Regions from separate parts of the Homo sapiens genome. Here all the other regions are linked to region 1. The links are chromatin contacts, found by Hi-C or POLR2A ChIA-PET in ENCODE. All regions are on one chromosome and are shown on one strand. The core of a region is the stretch at or near the end of the contact, and the rest is flanking DNA. Distances in the headings are between cores, read along the strand shown. Region 1 holds the start of HNRNPA0 (heterogeneous nuclear ribonucleoprotein A0). Region 2 holds the start of SEC24A (SEC24 homolog A, COPII component). Region 3 holds the start of CAMLG (calcium modulating ligand).

Region 1 (3,872 bases), core at 921-3,420:
CCATTCATTACAGACAAACCAGTAAGAGGGATGAAACTAGGCCATCTGAAAAATTTTAAACAGTTTATATGAATGACATGCTTAACACAAACTATATAGAACTACACAGTACACAGTTTGAAGTAAATTGTCATAGAAATGACCAACCATGTCAAGATGATAAACAATTCGCTTAGTACAAGAGATGGATGCACAGAAACTTAAGAGTTTAAAAAGCCACATCCACCACTTCAAAAGTTTTGCCTGTAAGGGATATAATTCAACACGCAACTAGCAGGGCAACAGGAGAGGGGAAAAAAACCACAGGACCTCTTAAGTTTCTCTAAGTACACATCAAGAATAAAGAATTAACACGTAAAGTCTTAAACAAATATCCCTTAAAAAACGGTACGGAATGGATCCTAGAAAAAAAATGTTAGACATGTACGGTCAAACACAATGATTTATTAAAAATAAAACGTAAAAATGATTTTTGTACATATGCTTCCAAATTTCAGGCATGGGATCCAAGTAGATTTCATAGAAAACGCTGTAGCCAGGTTATCAAGTCCTTACAACAAAGTAAACTACCCCCCACCCCAACCCCCACCCAGGTTTTGCTACAGAATCAGCAAGTTCACTCCCTCCCTCCCCCCAAAAAACACAAATTAAAACAAGACATTTTGCTAGTATAAAAACGACCAAGGTCCAAGTAATAATAAAAAAATAGAGTCCATCAATGACTGTAACACAAAAATGTGTATGTGGGGCCGAGTCCATCTTCAGAGGGAGAGACAAGAGAGGTGGCAGGCAAATAGAGGAACACCCCCAAGGGTAAGCAGCCTTAGAAGTGGCTCCCCCAAGGGCAAAACAGGGAAGGCGGTGTGTGTGAGGGGGTGGGGCTTAGGAGTTGACCCCACTTGGGCTGTTGGAAAGAGCTACCCCTATAGCCACTCCCAGGCATTTTAAATTTTCTTTTAGAAGGAGCTGCCTCCATAGCCACCCCCACCGCCATAGCCGCCTCTGTAAGGTCCACTATTACTGCGACCGCCCCAGCTACTGCCTCCACCGCCGCCGCCGCCGCCGCTCTTCATGGGCCCATAGGAGGACTGATGCTGGCTGTAGCTGCCGAAGCCGCCGAAGCCGTTACCGTAGTCGCTCCCACCGTAGGACGAACCGCCGCCGCCGCCTCCGTAGGCATTGTAGCCGCCGCCTCCGCCGCCGCCGTAACCACCGTAGCTGTTGTAACCGCCGCCGCCGCCCTTGGAAAGGCCGTTCTGGTCTCGACCACCGCCGCGCCCCCGGCCGCCTCGGCCGCCCCGGGAGGATCGGGAGCCGCCTCCACCCCCACCGGAGTAGATATCCTCCTTGGGGACTGCTTTCTTCACCTCCACGCGATGGCCCTGAATCGGATGGAACTTGACCACCGCGGCCTTGTCTGCCGCGTCGTGATTCTGGAAATACACGAAGCCGAATCCACGCTTCTTGCCGGACTGCTTGTCGGCAATAATCTCGGCCTTTTCCACGGTGCCAAACTGCGAGAAGTGCTCGATCAGGTCGCCCTCAGCCACGTCTCCTTTAAGGCCTCCGACAAAGAGCTTCTTAACCTTGGCGTGGGCACCGGGCCGCGCCGAATCCTCCCGGGACACCGCCCGCTTCAGCTCCACAGTGTTGCCGTCCACGGCATGGGGCGAGGCGGCCATGGCGGCGTCCGCCTCCTCCACATTGGAGTAGGTCACGAAGCCAAAGCAACGGGAGCGCTTGGTCTGGGGATTCACCACCACCACGCAGTCCGTCAGAGTCCCAAAGGCCTCAAAGTGGCCGCGCAGGCCCGACTCACTCGTCTGCACATTGAGGCCGCCGATGAACAGCTTACACAACTGAGAATTCTCCATCTCCAAGGCCCGGGCCTTGCCCCCGCCCTGCGAGCTCCGAGGTTTCGCCGTCGCCGCCGTTATCGTTGGTTAAGGCCTCTACACAGCTTGGGCCCAGCCGTTGCTGGAGCCACCCCCGCCGCTCACCGACGGGGAAGGGAAAAAGGGAAGGGGAGGGAAGGAAGGAAGAGAGGAAGGGGGAGGGAAGGGGAGCGGTGCCGGCTAAAGGGCGAGCCGAGGAGACTGGAAGACAACCAAGGCCACCGCTACCGCCGCCGCCGCCACCTCCGCTCCCCTATCTGGGCACCACACAAAGAGGCCGCTGAACGCGCGCGCACCCTCCCCGAGGCGTGCGTCACCGCCGACGTACGGCAGCCTAGGGCTACCAGCCAATCCCCGCCTCGCTCCCCTTAATCCCGCCTACCGCGCCGCAGCGCCGCTCTAGATCACGGACTCCCCGCCCTCCGCGGTCTATTCAAGCCCGCGGCCTGTGCCGCTCCCGCTTCCGCTTCTGCCAGCCCACTTTCATTCCCGAGCGCCCCACTGTCCCTTGACATGGGTCCCTCCCTGCCCTCCGCGCACCACCGCGATTCATTTCCTCCTAGCACCGCGGCTGTTCCCAGTGTTTCTCCCCCTCCCCTTTACTCATCCCCTCGCCCAACTCCGCAGTGGCGTTCGCGCCAGCCCCTTGAGAGACATCTGAGTTCAGCCAATCACCGTGATCCCCTCGCACCCACTTCCGTTTTCGGCAGCTGTTGGACGGGCGCGCTCCCCGGTGCGCGCTTGCCCCGGCGCCCCCGGCGTGCAGAGCCGGCCTACCACCCCCGCGCCTTCTCCCGCCCAGGGCTTTGCCGGGGAGAGAGCAGGGGGCGCGCTGGGGGCCATTCCCAACGGATGCGGTCTGGGGCGCCACGCGCGGGCTTTTTGAAAACTTGACTGTTGGGGTTGGGGGCCCGGATCTACCCGCCGCCTCTCCGCTTGTCCGCTACACCTGGCGTCCCCGCCCCACCTCCCGCCCGCACAAAGATGGAGGGCAGAGGCCTGGTCCACGAAGGCGGTTATTAACCGTTTACAGTGGGCCCGACGTGCGGTTAAACTAAAACTTTGCCACGTGGCCCTGCGCAAAAGCGAGCCCGAGGCGGCGGTGTGAAAGACAACAGGGAACCAAAAGAACTTCAGACATTAGGAACCAGACGAGGCGCGACATCCCTGCCTCCCTGCCACCCTCCCGCCCTCCTTGAAGCCCTCCCACGATGCCCTCTCAGAGGAGGCCCTTTCAGGTCCCCTTGGCACACTCCAGCAGACATTTTCATTTAACCTCAGTGAATGGTTTTTTATGTGTAATTTACATCATCTATGTGTTGCTTTCTTTGAACTAGAATGTTAGCTTTTTTGTTGTTGTTGAGATGGAGTTTCACTCTTGTTGCCCAGGCTGTAGTGCACTGGCGCAATCTCGGCTCAGCAACCTCCGCCTCCTGGGTTCAAGCTGTTCTCCTGCCTCAGCCTCCTGAGTAGCTGAGATTACAGGCGCCCACCACCACACCCGGCTAATTTTTGTATTTTAGCAGAGATGGGGTTTCACCATGTTGGTCAGACTGGTCTCAAACTCCTGACCTTAGGTGATCCATCTGCCTCGGCCTCCCAAAGTGCTGGGTTACAGGCGTGAGCCACCGCGCCTGGCCTAGAATGTTAACTTTGCTTTTTTTTTTTTTTTTTTGAGACGGAGTCTTGCCTAAGCTGGAATGCAATGGCACGATCTTGGTTCACTGCAACCTCCACCTCCCGGGTTCAAGCGATTCTCCTGCCTCAGCCTCCCAAGTAGCTGGGACTACAGGCGGGCACCACCACACCTGGCTAATGTTTGTATTTTTAGTGGAGACGGGATTTCACCATGTTGGTCAGGATGGTCTCAAACTCGTGACCTAGTGATCTGCCCGCCTCGGCCTCCCAAAAGTAGAATGTTAGCTTTTTAAAGATGTTGGGTTAGACGAATGTTTTACAGAGAGAGAGATCATATAC
Region 2 (3,872 bases), core at 435-2,934, 3.1 Mb before region 1:
TTTTTACTGACCTTTTTTAGGCCTGACACAGTGGTTTATTCTTTTTCTTTTCTTAGAGACAAGATCTCACTCTGTCATGCAGGCTGGAGTGCAGTGGTGAGATCACAGCTCACTGTAGCCTCGAACTCCTGGGTTCAGGTGATCCTCCCACATCAGCCTCCTGAGTAGCTGGGACTACAGGGATGTGCCACCACACTGGCCACTTTTTAAAAATTTATTTAATTAAAAACATTGGCTGGGCATGGTGGCTTACGCCTGTAATCCCAGCACTTTGGGAGGCTGAGGCGGGTGGATCAACTGAGGTCAGGTGTTCAAGACCAGCCTGGCCAACATGGTGAAACCCTGTCTCTACTAAAAATACAAAAATTAGCCAGGCATGGTGGCAGGAGCCTGTAATCCCAGCTACTCGGGAGACTGAGGCAGGAGAATTGCTTGAACCCAGGAGGCGGAGGTTGCAGTGAGCGGAGATGGCACCACTGCACTCCAGCCTGGGCAACAGACCAAGACTCTGTCTCAAAAATATATATATATATATATTTTTTAAATAGAGATAAGGGGACTCTCCCTGTTGTCCAGACTGGTCTCAAACTCCTGGCCTCAAGTAATCCTTCTGTCTCAGCCTCCCAAAGTGCTTGGATTACAGGAGTGAGCCACCTTGCCCAGCCCGACACAGTGGTTTAGATCTGGCTTTTTTTTGTATGTAATATAACACTTCATAGCAGGCATTTGGTATTAAATGAATTAGGTAAGATGTACTTCACACTGAGGTTTCGAAACCGCGTGGCATGACATTTTAATCCACAGTACAAATCTGTAAAGGAGGGCTTTATCGTCAGCACAGAGCAGGAAAAACCTAAATAGAATGAAGGCAGCTAAGATGATTACTCAATCATTAATTAACTATGTTGTCCAATCACCGCAGTTTCGACCTCCCTTTGGCTTCAAAAGTCAAAAAAGTCAACTTGCAAAAAAAAAAAAAGTCTACTTGCTCTGAAAGGAAGTTTGAGTTCTTTACCTTACTGTAAACTCTTAGAAGAGGAAACAAAACTGCCATTTAAATGTGCTAATGAACTTGAGCGTGACTATGCTGTGAATCAGCGAGTTTCAAAATTAAAATTCCTCTGAGTCCTCCAGTCAAAGACAAAGGCCTCCTTCTTGGCTTGATCACACTATTAACATGTACACATATTTAACCACCTCTTTTTAAAACCCCTTATAATTTACATCTGAAACACGAAGACGAAATGTGAATGAAATACTGCGATGAACATTAACCGCCCCAGCTCCCAGTGGTGGTACGGTCTCAACAGAGGACGATGACTTCTATGGTCTCAGGTAATCTTCACAAAACCCGAGGAGAGGAACTGTCAGTCCCACCCCACGAAAGCGGCTACTGAATCTCAGATTGCCCCACGATCCTGGCTCTGCGAGCGAGGTCACGTTCACAACGGCGGGAATTTCCGTAGCGGTGACACACGGCACTTCCGGCCGGCCGTGAGAGTCGGTGACGTGGCGGCGAGGCCGGGCACGGTCGTCGGGGTCGGGGCACCAGGAGCTGTCAGGTGGCCTCGGGGCAGCCCGGCTGGCAGAGAAGAGTTCGCCGGCGCGGCGGCGGCTGCTGCGAGCCCGGAGCCGGAAGTGCCACGTGTCCTGATTGCGGCTGCGCGGCCGGCGGCTGACAGGCACTTCCGGCCAGGGCCTCCCTCCTTCTCTCTAGGTTTGGCTGCCGCCTTCTAGCCGGGCGTTCGCGGCCCCGCCGGCCCGACTCTCAAGCCTCAGCTCCCAGGCTAGGCTGTGGCCGCCGGTGGCCTGGGGAGAGTGCGGCGCCATGCCTCGGGCTTAATGCGCCCCCCCCTCTTCTCCCAGTCTTCAGTCTTAAGTCGTTAGCCTCCTCCCTCCGCTTTCAGCAGTGGTCTTTCAGCTCTCTTCTTGTGCGCTGTTGTCGACCCCGACCAGCCCCTTCCAACCCAGTCATCATGTCCCAGCCGGGAATACCGGCCTCCGGCGGCGCCCCAGCCAGCCTCCAGGCCCAGAACGGAGCCGCCTTGGCCTCGGGGTCTCCCTACACCAACGGTGAGTGCTGTCCGGGGGGAGGGCGCAGCCTGGCCAGGGCTGACTGACCTTTGCGTGCCACTGCTGCTTGAGGCGACATAGATAGAGAGAGTGACCTCCTTACCGGGTTCTGGCGCGGATGGTGGTGGGCGGCTGGGCCAGGGGACCACGGCAGTTGTGCACCTGTAGCCCCAGGCTCGTCTCAGTCTTTCACATTTATTTAGTCGGTCACCAAAACAGTAAATGAGCACCTGCTGTATGCAACGCCCTGGGTGAAACACGGGTGAGAAAATGCCTCAAAACTCGAATATAAGGATCATAGTGTTTGTGTGCCTTCGCCTTCCTTGCCACCTCACCCCAGTCTCCTAGAGAGCAGGATGTGGGGTCTGATTCTTCTGGGTTCCGCAGGCCCTGAAGTGGGGTGGGGGTCGTACTCAGTCTGAGTTTCTGGAGATGAATGCATGCTTTTGGGACACCCCTTTAGGGCCTACTCATCTCTCCCAGAACCTTCCCAGAATTGTACCTACAACAGCTGTTCAATGTTTCAGCTGTGGAAAAACCAAATAGAAGGGAGGATCTCCTGGTTGACTTCTAGATGTCTGGACAGCATTTGGAAAGTGGGTGGACACAACTCTCTGAATCTCTGACAAGAGTCTACATGTACATTATAGTTTGTCATTTGATGTGAGAATGTCTTATAATTTTATACCTCTTCTAGGATTCCTTAAATCGTCCTACATTGTGATTTGCTAAGATTATTTCAGTTGTTACAATAGACAAAGACTTTCTGCCGACAGATTGCCTACTTACCAATTTACTTACAAATCTTTGGTTTACAGAAATAAGACTAGTAGAATAATGCTAAAGAACTTAAGTTGCCCATTAGAGTCTAAGAGTTCTGTGAAGTTGGAGAATACAGACAGTGACTAAAATCTCTAATTTACATTGTTTTTAGAGAAGACCGCTGTTTTCTTTACAAAGATGGCTCTAAAAGACTTTTAAAAATGTCTGTGAGTAGGCAACTATGTGGGCAGAAGAAAGAATAAGTGGAGGAAAGCCACTGAAAGGGTACTGAGTTAACCATTCTTTCTCAAAATTATGGTAACAGATTATGTACACTACATTTTATTCTAGAATATTTAGTAACATTTACACTGAGGATGAGAAAAAATGTTACATGGCTATGGATTTTTCTTATAATCTATAAATTGCAGTTTTACATTAACTTTAAATGACAAATCCTCAAATGTGCTTCAACATTTATATATGAGTGTAGTTGTCATAATATTGAAATGTTAAAGGGATTTGACCACTGTGGTATGCTGTATTAGAGATACTGTCACTATGTTGATTTGATACAGTCCAACAGACATTTGTTCCACATCTTTTTTTTTTTTTTTGAGATGGAGTCTTGTTCTGTTGCCCAGGCTGGAGTGCAGTGGTGGTGATCTTGGCTCACTGCAACCTCTGATTCCTGGGTTCAAGCGATTCTCCTGCCTCCTTAACCTTCCAAAGTGCTGTAATTACAGGCCTGATCCACGGTACCCAGACCTCTTTTTTAAAATATAATTTTCATAGTCTTTTTATAAGTTCCATTTCTACAGGGTTTTTTGTTTGTTTGTTTGTTTGTTTGTTTTTTGAGACGGAGTTTTGCTTTTGTCTCCCAGGCTGGAGTGCAATGGCGCTATCTCGGCTCACTGCAACCTCCTCCTCCCAGGTTCAAGCAATTCTCCTGCCTCAGCCTCTGAAGTAGCTGGGATTACAGGCACGTGTCACCACACCCAGCTAATTTTTATATTTTTAGTAGAGACGGGGTTTCA
Region 3 (3,872 bases), core at 864-3,363, 3.0 Mb before region 1:
AGTCTGTATATTCTTTGAGCTCCTTATGTTGTTGAATCCAAACCGAAGTTTCTTTTGTTTTCACTTCTTTTTCAGTATTAATATAAATATAGTATTTTATTATCTTCTAAGTGGTATTTCACCCACTTCCTTATTTTGAGGGTGATTGTGTGGCAGGCTTAGTTGCAGGGGGCCCACCCAGTAAGCTGCTTCAAAACCCTCCTCAGCCTCAGGTGTGAACTGGCCATGCTCCCTGTTAGCAAGGGTTGATGGATTCAATTCCTTCATTCATCTAATCATTCACTTAGTAAGTCATTACTGAATGCCAAGGCTGCATTATGACTTTCAAGGGCCCTAAGCTCTTTTGCCTTTGTGGCTCCTTCCTGCCTGAAAACATACTTAAAATTATATTTTATGACTGTATTGCTATTAATGATGACTATAATCCAGACTGGATCCATTACAATATAGCAAATATATTATTTTTTTCTGAAAAAACTTTTTTGAGATGGGGTCTCACTGTGTCACCCAGTCTGGAGTGCAGTGGCCCGATCATTGCTCACTGCAGCTTCAACCTCCCCAGGATCAGGTGATCCTCCCACCTTAGCCTCCCAAGTAGCTGGGACCACAGGCACACGCCACCAAGCCCGACTAATTTTTGTATTTTTAGTACAGTCAGGGTTTTGCCACGTTGGCCAGACTGGTCTCGAATTCCTGGCCTCAAGTGATCCACCCATCTCAGCCCTCACAAAGTGCTGGAATTACAGGCATGAGCCACCGCGCCCAGTCATTTGTTCTGATTTTATTTTATTTATTTCTTTTATATATGTATTTTTGAGACGGAGTCTCCCTCTGTCGCCCAGGCTGGAGTGCAGTGGCATGATCTCGGCTCACTGCAATTTCTGCCTCCCAGGTTCAAGCGATTCTCCTGCCTCAGCCTCCCAAGTAGCTGGGATTACAGGTGCATGCCACCAGGTCAGGCTAATTTTTGTATTTTTAGTAGAGACGGGGTTTTGCCATATTGGCCAGGCTGGTCTCGAACTCCTGACCTCAGGTGATCCGCCTGCCTCGGCCTCCCAAAGTTAGGATTACAGACGTGAGCCACCGCTCCCGGCCTTTTTGTTTTTTTCTTTTCTTTTCCTTTTTTTTTTTTGAGACGGAGTCTCGTTCTGTCGCCCAGGCTGGAGCATCTTTAGCATGCGAGGTGGTCATGAACGACAAGGAGAAAAAACAAGGTGAAGGGGAATGGGGAGTGTTGGCAATTTAGATAGAATGTGCACGAAAGGTTTCAATGGGAAATTCTAATTTGAATAAAAACGCACAAAACGCGAGGAAAGCCTAGGAACACATCAGCCGTATACTTTGCCGTAGAGAAGTTAAGGATGAGGAACAGGCACCAAGAACAAATCCCAGCGTAAGGCTCCCTTTAAGTGCGGCTCCCAGGGTTACGTATTCCCATTGCCTACAGGCGAGGCCGCGGGTCTGTAAACAAGCGACTGCCGCTGCAACCTCCATTTTGCTTCCTGGCACCAAATCTAGGCTGACCTACTTACTGCCATCCCTTTCCCACTCCCGGTTTTCTTTTCTTTCTTTTTTTTTTTCTCGAGACAGAGTCTCGCTCTGTAGCCCAGGCTGGAGAACAGTGGCGCGATCTCGGCTCACTGCAACCTCCGCCTCCTGGGTCCAAGAGATTCTCCTGCCTCAGCCTCCCGAGTAGCTGGGATTACAGGCGCGCGCCACCCCGCCCGGCTAAGTTTTTGTATTTTTAGTAGAGACGGGTGGGGGGAGGGGGGAGGGGGTCACCATGTTGGCCAGGCTACTCTCGAAATCGTGACCTCGTGATCCGCCCGCCTCGGCCTTCCAAAGTGCTAGGATTACAGGCGTGAGCCACCACTCCCGGCCCTGGGTGCTGGTTTTCTTCACCTCCGAGTGAACAGCAGAGGGGGCTGTTGGGTGAGGGCCAGAAGAGTTGGGGAGGCACGAGGGCGTCCAGCGCTGCCCTCACTCAAGATGGCGGCCAGAGCCTCGCGCTTGGTCGCGTGGGGCGGTGCGTGAGTGCTTAGCTCACAGGCTCCGGGACCGCGCTCGGGGGCGGGTCTATAGTGGGAAGGGGACGCGCGCCCTGCGGCCCGGCCTCTAGTCATCGCCCTCGCAGCGGCGGCCAACATCACCGCCACTGCCACCCCTCCCAGACTGTGGACGGGAGGATGGAGTCGATGGCCGTCGCTACCGACGGCGGGGAGAGGCCGGGGGTCCCAGCGGGCTCAGGTCTGTCGGCTTCCCAGCGTCGGGCGGAGCTGCGTCGGAGAAAGCTGCTCATGAACTCGGAACAGCGCATCAACCGGATCATGGGCTTTCACAGGCCCGGGAGCGGCGCGGGTAAGAGCCTCGATTTCCCCTCAGTCTCCCGCCCATCACCTTGAATCTTCAGGGTCATTCTTCCCTCTCCCACCTCCACTCCTCTGACCTTTTTGACCAAGCCTTGCTCTTTGATTTCCTCTCTGTCCCGCCCCTTCGGTGATATCCCAAGTTCTCATCCCTGAACCCCAGGATGTTCCTAGTCGCTCCCCTCAATTTTCCCGGGGCCTCGCCGTGAGATTTTCCCCACCCTGCCTGCAGAGCTCTCACTCCCTCTTCCCAGTTACGTTGAACAGCCCCTTTTTTCCTTAGCCACTCCTCGCCTTTCTTGAAGGGCGCACGTTGTATCCCCAGACTGTCATGTCTACTGCTCCCCTTAGGAAGATGGCTTTCCTTCTTAAGGTTCCAAGTGCTTTTCCTTACAGTGCCTTCTCTAGCGTCTACCTTCTTTTGCCTTTTGCTGTGTAACTCCTGTCCGCCCACATCAGCCTGTCTTTACTGAACTGCCCGCTAGTTCATCCTACGTGTATCAGGGACTCTTGTGCTCATATCCTAGTGTTTGTGTTCAGTGCCGTCAACACTGTCACCTACGGGCCGGCTAGAAAAGGTGGGAAAAGTGAGAGTGAGCATTCTTCAGAGACCCAGCAAGTGCGAAGTGCACACCTGAGAGTTTCCTCTCCTCATGAGGGGATATTGTTGTGATTGATGTCTGGAGCTGCATTTCTAAGGAGAGCGCCTCCTTCCTCCCCCAAACACATGTCCAATGATTTTCTTTAAAAAAAATTTATTTCACGTGAGTATAATTGAGCAATTAGCGCGCCCTAGTGTTATCTAAGTTTCCAGTGTTTCCTTTAGTAATTGGCCTTTAGTCACTGGTCGCAAGCTCCTTATATCTTTGTGACTTTTGTTCTGTAAGGCTTTAGGTGTATAGCTCTGAACTTTTAGGCAGTTCAAATGAGAGGTAAGAAAACCATTTCAAATTCTTCTAGAACAATAGAAGAAACATTTTTCTATCGGGCTATTTATTCTTAAAGCATTATTTATGATCTTACCTGAGGTACTTTCTATATTTTGTTCTTTTGCTTTGAAAATTTTATGTCTTTAAAGGTTGTTTTATTTTTTGAGACAGGGTCTCCCTCTGTAGGCCAGGCTGGAGTGCAGTGGCATGATCATAGCTTACTGCAGCCTCAAACTCCTGGGCTTAAGCAATCCTGCTACCTCAGCCTCCGGAGTAGCTAGGACCACAGGTGTACACCACCATGCCTGGCTAATTTAAAAAAAAATTGTGTGTGTGGAGATGGGGGGGTCTCACTATGTTTCCTAAGCTGGTCTGGAACTTCTGGGCTCAAGTGATCCACCAGCCTTGGCTTCCAAAAGTGCTGGGCTTACAGGATTACAGGTGTGAGCCATTGTGCCTGGCCTTTTTTTTAAAACAAAAACAAAAACAAAACCCCAGAGTAGTGTCTTAAAACTGCTGAAGTGCCTACTAATGGCTGCCTGACTACATAAACAGTAGCTTTGGGATATGCCACACC

Evidence for each region. Hi-C counts contacts between places; a loop is a spot of excess contacts on that map. ChIA-PET counts read pairs that join two places held with the same protein, here RNA polymerase II (POLR2A). Pooled maps may share reads with other maps.
Region 2: a pooled map shows a loop between it and region 1 (15-fold over the local background). The contact joins the promoter of SEC24A here to the promoter of HNRNPA0 in region 1. A Hi-C loop is called at or near these places in 2 of 37 single-sample maps with no recorded cell type and 8 of 50 pooled maps. POLR2A ChIA-PET finds 5 or more read pairs at or near these places in 4 of 52 experiments (H1, T-cell, WTC11 and 1 more).
Region 3: a map of CD14-positive monocyte shows a loop between it and region 1 (31-fold over the local background). The contact joins the promoter of CAMLG here to the promoter of HNRNPA0 in region 1. A Hi-C loop is called at or near these places in 1 of 168 maps with a recorded cell type or tissue (CD14-positive monocyte) and 12 of 50 pooled maps. POLR2A ChIA-PET finds 5 or more read pairs at or near these places in 1 of 52 experiments (MCF 10A).

What each region holds. Positions count from the first base shown.
Region 1 is chr5:137,752,193-137,756,064 of GRCh38, forward strand. HNRNPA0 (heterogeneous nuclear ribonucleoprotein A0) reads right to left here and starts at 2,171. Exons shown (of 1, transcript NM_006805.4): 1 at 1-2,171. The coding sequence starts at 1,874. The coding sequence ends at 957. RefSeq lists enhancers at 830-1,521, 931-1,090, 1,601-1,950, 2,212-2,903 and a silencer at 2,531-2,890.
Region 2 is chr5:134,647,101-134,650,972 of GRCh38, forward strand. It overlaps SEC24A (SEC24 homolog A, COPII component), which reads left to right and starts at 1,685. Exons shown (of 23, transcript NM_021982.3): 1 at 1,685-2,073. The coding sequence starts at 1,977. RefSeq lists enhancers at 1,226-1,285, 1,296-1,585, 1,333-1,870.
Region 3 is chr5:134,736,435-134,740,306 of GRCh38, forward strand. CAMLG (calcium modulating ligand) reads left to right here and starts at 2,114. Exons shown (of 4, transcript NM_001745.4): 1 at 2,114-2,358. The coding sequence starts at 2,187. RefSeq lists an enhancer at 1,702-1,751.